2 separate regions of the Mus musculus genome follow, and region 2 is linked to region 1. The links are chromatin loops, found by intact Hi-C in ENCODE. Cell type or tissue: heart. All regions are shown on one strand.

The links. Peaks named below come from ENCODE experiments on the same cell type or tissue, not always from the same donor. Only the 100,000 strongest peaks of a DNase experiment are listed, where the experiment ranks them.
Region 2: a loop joins it to region 1, with 2.5 times the contacts of the local background. A loop is called at or near these places in 15 of 42 quality-filtered maps.

What each region holds. Positions count from the first base shown.
Region 1 is chr3:65,391,468-65,393,967 of GRCm38, forward strand. Ssr3 (signal sequence receptor, gamma) reads right to left here and starts at 1,086. Exons shown (of 5, transcript NM_026155.3): 1 at 938-1,086. The coding sequence starts at 1,070. It also overlaps the pseudogene Gm5540. In heart, a CTCF peak has its summit at 1,034; a DNase peak (open chromatin) is centred at 1,174; H3K4me3 peaks cover 1,591 bases; H3K27ac peaks cover 1,251 bases.
Region 2 is chr3:65,665,177-65,667,676 of GRCm38, forward strand. Lekr1 (leucine, glutamate and lysine rich 1) reads left to right here and starts at 1,052. Exons shown (of 13, transcript NM_001166659.1): 1 at 1,052-1,135. In heart, no CTCF peak of the experiment used is centred here; a DNase peak (open chromatin) is centred at 1,035; H3K4me3 peaks cover 1,255 bases; H3K27ac peaks cover 1,582 bases.

The sequences.
Region 1 (2,500 bases):
GCAAGGGACACACAACATCACTGCCCCATTGCACATGCCAGACTACAGCTAAGCCAGGTAAATGAGAGTCAGTAAATCCCACCCAGTATCCGAAAAACTTCACTAGAGGTGAGATAGACAATAAACTGGGTTTGTCCCAGTTCAGGGCTTTCCCAGTACAGAAAGGTAGGCTGTGGGGATATTGCTAGTCTAGAAATTTCATCTTCTAACTTGAGAACAAACTGGGAGTGGGGATTACAAATAATAACAATTTCACTCATGGAATACTAGGAAGTTAAAACACGGGCCATTTTAAATCAACCGCTGTCCCAAAACTTTGGTTAACTTGCTGACGTGGCTGCTCACTGAAATCCAAACAATGCTTTGTCGGGCCAGTGAACCCAGGGGGCTCCACACCACATTCACTGCAAGCTGAGCTTTTTACAAGGCCAAAATAACAAAGAACTTTTTTTGGACATGATTGGCCTGCAGCACTGCGGCAGTGCGGGTCAGGAGACAGGAAACTCGGAAAACCTGGACTTGGAGACAGTTTTGGCCTTCAAGTGGGCAGTTTCTCATTCAATCGAGAAGGCTCGAGCTGCTCTCTAGGAGTTATTGAAATCCTAAACAAGGCTGATCGCGGACCTCGGGCAAGGCCTAACTTGGCATTCTGCACGTCCAAAGGATGCTCGGGAGTAAGGGGAGGTTTGCCACGGGTCACGCTGCTAATTCAGTGAAGGTTTATCAGTGGCTCCCCCGCCCGGTTCATTAAAGACATCCTAGTGTCCAACAGTGGTGAGGAGAAGGGCAGTGTACCAAAAAGAGATTCCGGGCCAGAACCCGCGCCCGGCTCAGAAGCACGCCGCGAGTGACTTCCCGAGGACGCTGCTCCGGACACTAGGCCTCCCCGCCGCGCCCGCCACGTCCCCGCCGCCACCGCCGCCCGCCCGAAGCTCACAGATGGGGATGGCAGACACGATGAACGCGTTCCCGAAGAACAGCGCCGACGATTTGGCCGACAGGTTGCGGCTGAAATCCTGAAGGAGCAGGTCCTCCTCGGACTGCTGCTTGGAGCCGCCTTTGGGAGCCATGGCCGAGCTGAAGACTGGAGGCCGGGAGCAGGGAGGCAGGGAAGGTTCAGAAGGCCGCGTATCCGCCCGCGACCCGTCAGCGCAACGCGGAGGCGGGACTCCGCAGGGTACGCTGCTTCGGGATTGGCCATCTTGCCGTCGTTTCACAAGCGTCGAGGTACGATTGGGCATGCGAACAAGACTTCCGCATCCTTCAGGGTACGTGGCGCCTCAATGCCACAAAGAATGAAGGGATTTGTAGTTTAGTGTGTAGTTTAGAGCTGCTCTCTAACTCGCCTGCCTCAGTCTCCAGAGACAGGCTTGGATAATCGAAATGAGCAACCATACAAGCAGTACTGTTTTAACTAACTAACCAGCTAGCTAACGAACTAACTAACGTTATTGGTATTTCATTCCACATGTGCACTTTATATTTCTTTTTAAATTTATTACATTGATTGAACAATTGGCTCATTGGTTGATTGATGATTAGTTGATTGATTGATTGGTTGGAGGGCCGTGCCACAACGTTGTCAGAACACAACTTGAGGAAGTTAGTTGTCTACTTTTACTTTCTGGGTCCCAGAGATTGAACCAAATTGTCACGTTTGTGTCTTTACCCTCTGAGCCATCTGCATGGTTTAATTTATTATTATTATTATTATTATTATTATTATTATTATTATTACTATTACATCATTTTAATCAACAAAGCCTCTTAGCCTCTAAAAGACTCTCTCATTACAGTCTTTAGAATTGGAAAATAAAAAAACTCTTGTGGAGTTTTACTCCTGGCCCAGACCCGCGGCGGAAGCGAGCCATGGCTGTCTATCACGGGATGCTGCGCTTCGGGAGGCTGTGTATCGCGAGCCTGGGGGCGCGGGGCCCCCGGACGCTGCTCACTCGCCCTCGGCCGAACTCGAAGTTGCAGAGTGTCCGCGCTCTCAGTTCTGGAATGGTGAACTGCACCAACCCCTTGCCCATTGGAGGCCTCAGCTACATTCAGGGCCACACCGACTCCCATCTTGTGAACACAACTGTGGGCGAGTGCCTTGACGCCACAGCGCAGAGGTTCCCCGACAGAGAGGCTTTGGTTATCCTCCATGAAAACATCAGGCTGAACTTTGCGCAGCTCAAGGAGGAGGTGGACAAAGCTGCTTCTGGTCTTCTGAGCATTGGCCTCCGCAAGGGTGACCGGCTGGGCATGCAGGGACCCAACTCCTATGCCTGGGTACTTATTCAGCTGGCTACTGCCCAGGCAGGCATCATCCTGGTGTCTGTGAACCCAGCCTACCAGTCCTCAGAACTGGAATATGTCCTCAGAAAGGTAGGCTGCAAAGGTATTGTGTTTCCCAAACAATTCAAGACCCAGCAGTACTACGACATCCTGAAGCAGGTCTGTCCTGAGCTGGAAAAGGCTCAGCCAGGGGCCTTGAAGAGTGAGAGACTCC
Region 2 (2,500 bases), 270 kb after region 1:
AGAGGATTGCCTTCCTTTTTAGATACAAGTGCTCGGTAATTATTGTCCAAACTGTAGTTATGTGCCCTATAACAATACTTTTGGTATAAAATTCCTAATATCTAGTGATGTTAGTTACCGAGACATTTTGTGTAGTGTTCGTGGTGATGCTGTCAGAAGCCCTCTGTTTCTAGCCCTCTTGTATATATTCAATGATATACAGTACATAATACTAGTTACTCAATAGTAAGTAACTGTTGTTAGTTTCTGCATAATCTATATCTTTCATGACTTAGGGGAGTATTCACTATTTTCATGCGGTTATTTTCATACTAGTGATCAACCAGCAGCTCCAATAGATCTGGCACTATTTCAAATCACCTGTTCACCTTCCTCTCTCCAATGCCTTTTCTTTCTATTCATGCAAACTATTCTTTAACAGCAATTATTGTTCTTTTCTGCTAGGAAACCGTGTTTTCTTTAGTTACTGGAGGATCAGAACTTTGGACCTCAGATGCTCCTGGAAAAGGAGCAGACTACGAAGACACTAATCATACCAGTGGCCTGTGTTAGTCACCAAGCATCATCTCATCCTGCTTGCTTGTTGCGTAGTAGGTCATCAGTATTTGTTTTATGAATAAAGTATGAATAAAGGGAAGTCGTCAGTGTGTAAAAACAAGAGGCCTTCCATTACTTGAGTGTGCAGTAGCACGTCTCAGTAATACTTCATGAACTAAACCCGTCATCTTGACTTCTTTGGACCAGAATGAAATTCTAAGCAAGCCTTCCCCAGTCAATTCCACTTAAAAGCTTCTTTTCCTTCCGTTCGACAACAATGATTGCCCCTGCAGATGAGGCACATGGCCACCCACTTCCCGCCTCTTCATCAGCCTCGGCTGCCCGTCGTCCCCGCGGGTTCCAGAGCCCCATCCCCGTCCGTCACAGAACCGCGCGTAAATCCGCCCTCTCCTTCGACCCCCGCCACCCGCTCCAGCTTCCGCCTAGCTCGCTTTTGGGACAAATGATGCAAAAGAAGCTCCGCTTCCGCGTCGGCGGGGGCTGTGACGTCACCGCGCCTTGACGTCAGGCCAACGTGCAGCGCGGTCGCCCGGGAGACCAGGGAAGCCGTTTTACACCCTGCGGAGTCCCGGGCTAGGTGAGGGTCATGGCCTTCCTCAGTCCTCAGAGGACCCGGTCGGCGGGGACACAGTTCCGGCGCAGAGACTGGCGGCGCGGGACTGCGGGGCGGCGGGGGTCGGGAGGAGGAAGGCGGGAAGGTGGGGCGGCCTCTCGGCGCCCCAGGCGAGGCCTGGGCCAGCGCAGTCCGGTCGGGCGGTTAGTTTCCTGCAGTGACCTCCTGCTCTCTTGCCCCCGACCTGCCCTTCGGTGAATCACGCCCCCGGAATGGTACTTGAGGAAGGGCCTGGAAGCAGAACCTGAGTTAATGACCGGGCGTGACACCGGTGTAAGAATCGGAAATGAACCACCAAGGGCATTTCTGCGTTTAAGAACACGCACGTCTATCTCGTGACCAGTGTCACAGAGAAGGTTCTCAAACGCACGTAGCAGCGGCCACGTACCTCTGTACTTTTGCCAAGGACAGTTTCCACATATATAATGGGAAAGACCAAAAGGAACTTGTTTGGTTAAAATACTGAATGGGTAACTTAAAAATCACGTTTTCTTCTGCTAAAGAGCAAACAGCCCTACACTTCTTGAAAAGCGGAATTATATGTGGATTCTACTATTCTTTTCACGAGTAGTCACATCTTTATAAAGACCCAATGGACTTTTCTAATCGGCTTACAAGCTGTTTCTTAAAATATAGGCAATAACAAAAATAAACGTTAAAGAAAGTAGTACCCTTCTAGTCACCTTGGGAATTTTAGGTGCCCACCTCTTAGTTGTAATCATCAGCATGCATTGCTTAGCAGAAAAGCACCTAGTTATTACAGTCTGCACTCACAGTTTACATGGGTTTACAATAAAGTGTCTTTATATGAGGACAAGTTACACATGTTCTTGGGACGAATCCAATGAATGTATCTTGCCTGTAATCTTGTTACTATGTCTTGTGCGATGTGCATTGACATCAGTTTCTCCTCCACTTCGTTTTAGAGGTCTTTCAAATTTACCAGGGTGCTATTTTTAAATTTTTCTTTCATAGCCAGAAGCCTGCCACTTCTGGTGACATAGTAATATGTTAAGAGTAGTCACAGCGAAGGCATTAAATAATAAACATCCCACTGGTACCTTGAATTTATACGTTATTTAGGTCCATGCTTGCTAATACTTTTGTGGATGGCACTTTAAGAGGAGATATAGTTGGCTGTATAAGGGAAAAATATTCCTGTGGAGCCCAAGATACTATCATTTCCATTCACCAATGATGGCTTAACTGAAGATAATGCCTTCTGGTTTCTTGCCATGTGACTATGACAGTATATGATTATGTACTTGGTCACTTGGACCCATGTCCACATAATTACCATTACTCCCGTGGTTGGCCTCAGTTAATATT